Regions from separate parts of the Homo sapiens genome. Here region 1 is linked to region 2. Evidence: chromatin loops called from intact Hi-C (ENCODE). Cell type or tissue: endothelial cell of umbilical vein. All regions are shown on one strand.

Region 1 (5,000 bases), 120 kb before region 2:
TGGTGATTAGGCATGTCCATCTCTCGCTGCTAATTTCACTCCTCTGCAGGGTGTAAGAGAAATGAAAACGTGGGAAGATAGAGTTTTTCCAGTTCAGGGATTGACCTTTAAAGGAATCAGGGCAGAGAGAGGGTTATGTCAGTAGAGTAAATGAGTGTAAATATCCCTGACATAAGATTGAACTAATTAAGTTTAAATGGGAGGGAGCCTGATCTAAATTAGAGAAAAATATTATCTAAATTATAGGATCTTTCTTTCAAAAAATGCAATGTAATTATATTATTTTCAAGTATATGTGGTAAGTTGAACTAATTGCTAGAAAAACATTTCTAAGTTTAAGTGCTATTGGAATCTTCTTTTAATGAATAGATAAATTTGGATTCATGCGGACTATCCTTTGGAATGCATATAATTTATGTGTTAATATGTTTGAAACAAAATGGCTAATCAAGCTCTTTAAATTTTGTTCATGCTGCTAATTTGTTTAGTGACCCCCTTTATATAAATAGTTCAGAGGTAAACTCAAGTCCAATATGGTTCTAATTTTCAAAAGTTCGTTACGAATTAGTGGAGTCTGAATGAATGCTGTCTCACTCAGGTTCTTATGTGCTAGAAATGGTGCAACTTGTTGACAATCAGATCTGGCACTGTTATCCCTAAAAAGCTGTCGATAAAATCAAATCATAAAGGGAGACCAGCTAACTGCTTCAGGCTGTCATATACCATGTCATAGTAAGGGACATGACTGATGAGGTTCTGGAGGCTCTTTTTGGACACAAATATATTGATAGCAGTTGGAAGATGGAAGTAAAACAAAGTGGTCAGGAGAGTTCCTCACAGTGTCTGTTCAAGCTTAGCTATTGTTCAGGTAGGAAGAAGGTCAGATCCAGGCAAGAATTAAGGAGAAGCCGAGATGACAAAAGTTTAAAAGAAATCCTGAAAGAGGAAGCAGTCTGGATGCAGGAGCAGGCAGAAGCAAGGAGATACCGGGTGGTTTTCTTGAAGAGCATTCAAAACATGGGAAACGCCATGTGAAATTCTGGGGTCAGCTTTTTGAGCTAATCACACTGGTATTCATAATGGCAGGAACTGTTGTGAGCTGATCTTTGACTCTGCCTCCCAGAGTCACATGGTCTAAAATACCCAAATCTCCAGTATGTAGGTCCAGAAATGTAATCTTATCCGCTCATTCTTAGATAATATTTGGGGAAAATTAACTCACTCTACTGAAACTCACAGGAGAGAAATATATGAATCCAAGTATCTGTGTATTAATTAATAAAAAGAGAGCTAATTGGTATAACAAAGCACAGTGGCCATTTTGGAAGCCTAGTAAATGCTAAGATGGCATAAAAGAAGATTGATATTCCCGAGAAATGTTTTATTGAGTTGTGGGTAACTATATGTACTGATCTTTCATATTTTGGGTACATTATGCCTTGCCATGGGGGGTTTCATGAATCTGTAGAGAAATGAAAAAAATAAGGGCAATACAGTGGACTTACCATAAAACTAAATGTATTTAATTTAGAAGAATGTGCTTTATTTTTGATTATGTCATTGTTATTACTGATGTCAAAATGTTGATTTTAAGACATTATAGTACAATTTTTTTTAAATTACTTTTAACTTTACAGAATAAGAATACTGGCGACCCTATCAGGTCCCAATTTTTCCTTTTTTGGAGTGTGATTTGATTTATGGTTTCATGAAATCCCAAAGTCTGAGAACCCCTGGCTTAGAAAACTTCAATAAGATTTGTCTACCAATGGTTTTCATTTATTCATCCACAGAGTGAAATGCATTATCATATCAAAAAGTACATGCACACTCAGACATACATGAATATGTAAATATTTATAATAGAAACAGAAGTTTCACAAAACAATACTTAATCTTACCTCATTCAGTGTACTCTGATCTATTTCATTTTACTTGTTAAAAATGTCAGTTGCTATCCAATAATTTGATTTCATGACCTACTAATGAGTCACAACCCACAATTTGAAAAACACTGTTGTAGACCCAGAGTCCTCTCTTCCCAGGACGTAGCTGAATAAACACTGACAGGTGTTTCCTTTTTGGATCTCCTTTTCTAGATTCCACACAGACCATATCCCTTCTGGTGCACATTTGTTGCCCTGGATAGGTTACAATACAATTGATTAAATACAAACTTTCTATATGTTAGCTGTAATTCCGCCCTTAGGATACACCCTTGTCACCTTATTTAGTTTGAGAAATATTCTCTACTTTGTTTGGATTTAGAAGTCACTTTGGTCTTATTTTTACAAAACAAGGAAGTCCCCTGGTCTTATTAGCCCCACTTTTACAAAATACTTATTACAATAGGTTATAATGTAGACAAGCAATTTGCACTCATTTTAATTAATTTTTTTTAGCCTCAATTGCAGAGCATAACATTTTAGTTACTAATCAAATTTGAGATTTGGGTAGGGACGGGAGAGAACATCTTACTCCAGCCCTGGCCACTGGCCAAGCAATGGAAGATAACTAGACAGTCCAGAGGAAAAGAAAAAAGGCAACTAAAATGAATTACATTAATGATGACGTTAAAATGTCCAAATGTACGTTACATAGTTTAGCTATGTAAACTTGACACCAGAGTAATGAGGAACAGAATATATGCTATGTATGTTTTGGAGTAAGTATTATTTTATTTTGGATCATAGGTTTGATACCAGTGCAGCAGTGTCATGTGCTGGTTGAGTGTGGGCTGTGGTGCCAGACTGTCTGGGAAAAGGTCCATGTATTGAGGCCCCATTTTAGGATAAAGGGACTAAGCCTTACAAGGGTTAAGTGACCTTGTGCAAGTCTCTTAACCTCTCTGAGATTTAGCTATAAAATGAGTTATAAAATGAGAAACATTAAGAGTACCTACTTCATGGGGTTGGTCTGAGGGTTAAATTAGTTCTACATGTAATGTGCTTGGTCTAATGCCTTTCGTGTGGTTAAAAACTCAGTGCATTTTAGTCGTCATTGCAATCATCTTACAGCTAGTGGTTCACAGGCTGGGATTTAGAGTCAGTTACCTAGATTCGAGTTCCAGCTTATTATTCTAGTTGTATAATATTGAGAAAATTACTTAATCTTTTGAAGCCTCACTTTTCTTATTAAATAAAACTGTGCTAATAATAATACCTATTGTGGTGTTAATGTTTTGTGGATTTGATGACACCACAGAGTGCCTATTACATACAGCTCAATAAATACTAGTCAGCTAGCCAAAATTACCTATGCTACCTCATTTTGCATGTATTCACTTCATATAGTCTTTCTGCTGTATATTTCATCATTCAGATCTTGACTTATACATCAGAGGTCTTGGATAGAGTACAATTTAATTGCTGTTTATCTTTATGTCCTCCTAACAGGAGACAACATTCTACCCTAAAAGAATCAAACAAACATGAAACTTTAAATAAAGTTGCAGCATTCATTTCAATTCAATAACTGTCTTTTTGAATTTCCATTATGTGCTAAGTGTGAGTCCTATAAGACACATTTCCACCTGGCAAAGGTTGAAGAAAAGCCAAATTTAAAAGGCTACTATAATTAGAACTTTCGCTAACGGCAGTTAAACCGATTAATGTCCAATGGGACCCACTCTACTGAAACATATTTTTTAGGCAGTTATACATTTATATTAAATTAAACATTCAGTGAATAAATGAGCTTATGTATCAGTGTCTCCATGTGGTTCTTGGAGTTAATTTTGTAATGATATAGCCAGTGCCGCTGAGGGCATCTCCCTTGCTGTTTTCTCTGCCTGGAGTTCTTCCTATTCATTCTCATATGGCTGGCTTTTTTCCCTCTCATTATTCAGCTAGTCTTCCCTGACCATCCTACCTTATAGGGGTGCCATCCTCAGTCTTTCTCTCCCTGAGCACCCTGTTGCATACTCTTCACATACCACTGTGTAATTGAAATAATACTGTTTGTGAGCTGCTCTTTGCCTGTGTCACTCACTAGATCTAAAGCTCCAGGAAGGCAGGGACTTTGTCTATATTTTTCATGGTTTGTATTATGTTTCTATTATTTGTAACAAATTACCATAAACTTAGCAGTTTAAAACAACGCACAGTTATTGTCTCACAGTTTCTGTGAGTCAGGAGTCCAGGGTTAGATTTGCTGGGTTTCACTAGGGTTAGCTCAAAATTTCACCAGGCAGATATCAAGGTATTGGCTAGGCTGCAGTCTCATCTAAGACTTGGAGTCCTCTTTTGAGGTCATTCAGGATGTTGGCACATTTCAACTTCTTGTGGCTGTAGAACTAACATCCTTTTTTTCTTGCTGGCTGTAAACCAGGGTGAGGGGGAGTGCTCTCAGTTCCTGGAGACTACCCAAGGGTCTAGACATGAGACATTCTTACAACATGGCAGTTTATTTCTTCAAGGCCAGCAGGAGAGTCTCCTATCTCTAGACCCTCTTTTAGGGGTTTGCCTAATTAGGCCAAACACACCCAGGATAATCTCCTTGTCATTAACTCAGAGTCAACTGATTAGAGACCTTAATTACATCTGCAAAATATCTTCACCTTTGCTACTTAATGTAACGTAATCAGAGGAGTGATATCTCATCATATTCACAGGTGTCACCATACTCGAGGGGTGAGGATTATACAGGGCAGGTAGACCAGCGGTGGGGATCCTGGAGGCCACCTTATAATTCTGCCTACCCACTGTTGTAGCCCATTTAAATGACAGTAGGTATTTAAACACATATTTGTGCATGAATGAGTGAATGAATGAGTAAATGTCAATTAAATAAATAAGAACGGAGGAATCAGTGAGAAATGTAAATAAACTGTTGGTTGTGTTCAGATATATGTTTAGCATCCTATATTGAGTTCAAAACAATCTTGTGATTGGATTGTCCACTTAATTCACTTTTCTTACTGAGGGACTTGTGACTATTACACCGTGTAAAGAGGAATCAAGTAGTATTTTTTGTATTATATTAGCAAAGTTTCTGTAGTA
Region 2 (5,000 bases):
GTCATGAGAGGGCTAAAGGCAGAGAACTCCAGAAGCCATGTGTGTCTCCTAAAAATCTACTTTAAAATAGATTTAGGTTTAGAGAAAAGTTAACAAAGATAGTGACATGGTTTGGCAGTGTCCCCACTCAAATCTCATTTTGAACTGTAGTTCCCATAATCCCCACATGTCACAGGAGGGATCCGGTGGGAGGTAATTGAATCATGGGGGCAGTTACCTCTATGCTGTTCTCATGATAGTTAGTGAGTTTTCAAAAGATCTGATGGTTTTATAAGGTGTTTTTCCCCACCTTCACTCTGCACTTCTCCTTGCTGTCACCATGTGAAGAAGGATGTGTCTACTTTCCCTTCCACCATGATTGTAAGTTTCCTGAGGCCTCCCCAGCGCTCAGATCTGTGAGTCAATTAAACCCCTTTCCTTTATAAATTATCCAATCTTGGATATGTCTTATTAGCAGAATGAGAATGGACTAATACCCAGAAAGTACGGAGAATTATTACATACTCATGCCCAATTTTTCTGTGTGTTCTCATTTTTAATCTGGTGTTTTCTTCACAATTTTTCAGTGGTAAATAATTGTCTTAGAGTTTTACATGTAGAGTTAGAAGAAAAATGAAAGAGTCAGTCATCTGGATAATTCCAGATCAGAAAACAATTTTGTGTGAAAGCTATAGATAATTGAGACAGAATTTTTTTTGTGTGTGTGTGTGGCCTGGAGAGATTCCTATGATTGCCTTCTTCTTTCAGTTGAGTCTGTAGGTACAGTCATAACTATAGGTGTTTCGCATACTACTGTAATAGGATACTGTATATCATTCAATATGAAGAATGTGGTTTTTTTTTGGAGGACTAAATTGCTTGGTTCTATATATCTTTTTCTTAAAAATAAAGTATATTGGCTTTTTTGCTATAAAAGCAATTCACATTGATTTGAGAATAGTAGAAAATATAGATAGGAAAAGAACAAAAGTACTGAAAGTTCACAACCTAAAGAAGGCCAAAATCAAAATTTTATTTATTTACATCTGGTCTTTTTACTATGTATATATTTTGGATCTGTTTGCTTAGTTTATGCAAATGGCATTCTTTTTTATGTTTCTTTATTTTTTTTAATTGTAAGCTTAATTTCCAGCCATGTCTATAAAAGCTGCTCTAAAATATCAGGGAAGTTAATGTTCAGTGTGGGTCATTGTAAGTAGACCATTTAGTCTATCTGGAGAAGAATTGTAGTTTTTGGAAGTCCACTTATTATGTTAGTTGGCCAGTGGTTAATGGTGCAGAGAAAATTTAAGATACCATCAATTGGAAAGAATATGGTAGAGACTTTCAAAGAGGAATGTAGTAGCTCATATATCAAGAGCCTCAAGCACAAAGACTCAGGTTACAAAGAGATTAATTAATTATAACATCATCCAAAATGGTAAAAAATGGGAAATTACCTAAATTTTCCACAACAGTGTAATGGTTAAATAATGTTACAACAAAATGATAAAATGTTATTTAAATAGAAAAAAATCATGAAGAATTTTGATGACATAGAAAATGAGAAGGATGCTAATTAAAAAAATATATAGGAAATATAAAAAACTAGAAGGAAATTCACCAAAATTTGACAGTGATTATTTCTAGGTAGTAGAGATAACTCTAATAATTGAAAAATGAAGGTCATCAGGTGATTTTTTTCTTTTTCTTCTTTTTTTTTTTTTTTTGCCTAAAAAGGGATGGTCAAGTTTTTGAATTTAAGATTTTATTCTCACTTCGTCTGTTTAGATTTGTTATATCAGAGCCTTTCTTTACTTATTAACAATCTCTTGTAGTAAACATGTGTAATCTGATTTCCCTCAACTTTCTCCAAACTCAAATATCTACAAATCACCTTCATGTCTTCATACTATTTTGGAAAATAGTTTCTCCAGTTCTCAAATGTTACTGAGTGTATTTCCATGTCCCAGGAGCTTGGCAATTTTTTTCTATCATAATTGGCAATACCAGGAATGGGCTAATTGCCTTTGGAGGTCAGAACTTCTTTAGTAGTTTTATTTTTTTATTGGTCTTGGGTCACTAGAAGGAACTGTTACTGTGTCCTGGCTGTGGCTAGCAGTGACAAGACTGTCTTTTGAGGGCGCTGCCAGGCTTAATTGCATCCAATATAGGGATCTTCATCTGAGATTTGGAACAATGAATCTTCCATGCCAATTAAAGATGAGTTTAATATAGAGAATATGAAGTATGCCTAGCAGAGGAACAGTTTTACAGAGCCTCAGGATCCCATCTGCCTTTCTACAACACAGAATTGGACCCATACAAGCCCTTTATCATCTCTTCAAGCTAGGACATTCCAAAGAAACCAGGAGCAAAATATGAGCATGGAGAGCTTTAGGCATATTCATTTCTCTCTTATTCTCTAAATATTTCTCAGTGTTTTCTAAAGGATTCTGAACATAAGGTATGTTTGCTGTTTGTCTCACAACACATAATTGATATGTTATCTAAGTCAAATAGTTTGGTAATTGACAGTGAATTTTTGCAATACTGAAAATAATCTCACTTCTTATACAAATAAAGAGTAATTGTGTCAAATTGAGTTTAAAAGCCAGTGCCTCTGCCTATTAGTTATGGGGCCCAAATCAAGTCAAATACTCCTCTGTAGATATTTCCTTATCTGTGAAATGGGGATAATCATAGTATTTGCCTTACAGGTTTATTATGAGGAATACATGAGAGGATCCATATAAAACCCTCAGCAAAAGAGCTGGCAAATAATCAGCACTTAATAAATGTTTTAGTTGTTATTAGTCATTAGAATCACATCTTCACACTCTTATTTTCAAACGAATAAAAAGGAACCATTGAGAAGGAAGAAATGGACATAGACATACATTTTCTCTGTGCTTTTCAGGTCACTTTGGCTTTGTTTTTATGGGATATCCATCTGTGGAGAAATGCCCTGGCTTACAATTACAAGGGTCATTCCGCAGAAAGAAAAGTGCAGACTGTGGAACAGAGGGCTTAGTCATTTATTATTGTTAATGGTCTTTTGGCAATTTCCTTCATTCCTCAAGGCTTTTGTTTCCTTATCTAGAAAGAAAGAGTCTGAAAAGCAAACAGGCAAATACAATGCAATGTGATGACTGGGAAGAGATAGGAGGCCCATGTTGGACACAACAGGACTTAGGCCCAGACTCCGGGTGGAAGGTGGGGAGTGAAGACCTCCATTTAAAACGGGTGAAATAACAGATACCTATACACACTTATGAAGTAATAAGATCACAGGCTTGGGAGTTTGAATGTCTTGGTTCAAATCCTATTTTCGTTTGTTTTCCTTTTTTCCTATCTGTGACCACGGGCAACTTATTAACCTTTATGCCTGTCTGGCACACAGTAAGTACTCAATAAACTATAGCTATTTTAAACTAATGTGTGTCATGAGTAAAAGAGTTTTAAATGTGAAGTCTTTGTTTAGCCAAGTTCCTGGCACATAGTAAGTGCTCAATAAATGAAAGTGGCTGTTATATTATTTTCATTCTCAGAGGAAGGCTATCTGAAGCCGATACATGAAATATGAACATGAATTAGCCAAAGACAAAAGCAGAAGAGTATTCCATGCTGGACCAATAGACACAAAAAACTTAGACGGGAGAGAGAGCATGGCTTGTGGGGGAACTAGTTGTGCCTGGAGCAGGCTAGAGGGCATGGATTGAGGAGTGTGGTCCATGCCATAGGAGCTATTGTACAGTCCCGCTGCAAAGGCGGCACCCACTAACCATCACCTGCTATGCTCTCACCTATGGGCAGTCCCACTGCCAGGCTTGTTTTAGCCTCTGAGCGTGTGTCATTGCTGGCATTTTGTGGAAGACAGTCAATTGTATTCAGTAATGAATTTTTTTTAAAGGCTTGCATAGTTGAAGGAGCTCTAGACAGAAGCCAGGGAGAAGATTACAGGGTCAGTAAAGATACACTTCATTTTGACAATTTACAAAGGAAACAAAAGCCATGGTGTGTCTGTTGCTAATAAAATAATCTCTCCTTCCATGAAATCTTAGAAATGGATTTTTTGTCTTGACAAAATAAATATATATTAGGTTTAGGTCATTTCTCAAACTAAAGGCAATATTAAAATTGTAATTTGAATTACTTATTAATAACAACAAATCTTATGACTTGAAGTGTATCTCATCTCTTAGAAACAGAGTTGCTGACTCAATGTGATCTATTCTGATGGAAACAAGTTTGTTATAATAAGATAATATCCATATTCCTCTTTTCAAAAATAACTATGTTTTTATGTTTGATGGAATGATGAGATTCTGTAATACACTGGAAAAAATGCATGGTATTCATTCATTGTGGCAGTATATCATAATTACTCAGCTTTTATCATTAATAACAGAAGATTGTGAATAAAAACATACTAATATCCACCAGATGTTCAGAAAAACATAAATATCCCCACATGTCAGCACTTTTAGCAGAAACTCAACAAAATTTTCTCTACTTCTTTTTTCCTTTTTTAGTTTCCTGAACATGTTCTTTTGATACGATATTTTTAATCCTCATTAGGGATTTGTTTGGGTTCCTTTAATATCTGCCACAAGAGACTGTATAGTTTCGGATGTAGCCAGTATGCATCTTGCTACCTTTTCCCTGTTACTCAATTTATCGAGAGGCAGGCCGGTATAATGGAAAGCGATCGGCCAGCTTTGTGGTCAAAGGGATCTCAGTTTATACATACTCTCAGCTTCTTAAATAGGTGGGTGGCCTTGGAAAAATTGCTTAATCTTTCTGAGCCTAAATTTCTTTATCTTTGTAATGGTGATAATAATTCTTTCATTGAAAAGTCATTTCAAAGAGAAGCACTAATAAAATTGCCAAGCATTCAGCCCTATTAAAAAAAAAAAAGCAATTATATTGATCTATCTGAAGACCACCCTGATTTCTTGCTTTCCTTTGACTATTGAATTTTCCTTTTTCTTCCCCATTGATACCTTAAGCTTACTAAA

Evidence for each region. A loop is a pair of places that touch in the nucleus more often than their neighbours do. Peaks named below come from ENCODE experiments on the same cell type or tissue, not always from the same donor. Only the 100,000 strongest peaks of a DNase experiment are listed, where the experiment ranks them.
Region 1: it touches region 2 in a loop (4-fold over the local background); 2 of 110 quality-filtered maps call a loop at or near these places.

Annotation. Positions count from the first base shown.
Region 1 is chr2:191,855,585-191,860,584 of GRCh38, forward strand. The region is part of intron 1 of CAVIN2-AS1 (CAVIN2 and TMEFF2 antisense RNA 1); the gene reads left to right. Among named protein-coding and RNA genes, the nearest start is that of CAVIN2, 11 kb to the left of the region's middle. In endothelial cell of umbilical vein, no CTCF peak of the experiment used is centred here; DNase peaks (open chromatin) are centred at 1,077 and 2,047; H3K27ac peaks cover 2,840 bases.
Region 2 is chr2:191,973,573-191,978,572 of GRCh38, forward strand. The region is part of intron 7 of TMEFF2 (transmembrane protein with EGF like and two follistatin like domains 2); the gene reads right to left. The region is part of intron 1 of CAVIN2-AS1 (CAVIN2 and TMEFF2 antisense RNA 1); the gene reads left to right. Among named protein-coding and RNA genes, the nearest start is that of CAVIN2, 130 kb to the left of the region's middle. In endothelial cell of umbilical vein, no CTCF peak of the experiment used is centred here; DNase peaks (open chromatin) are centred at 3,069 and 4,349; H3K27ac peaks cover 3,026 bases.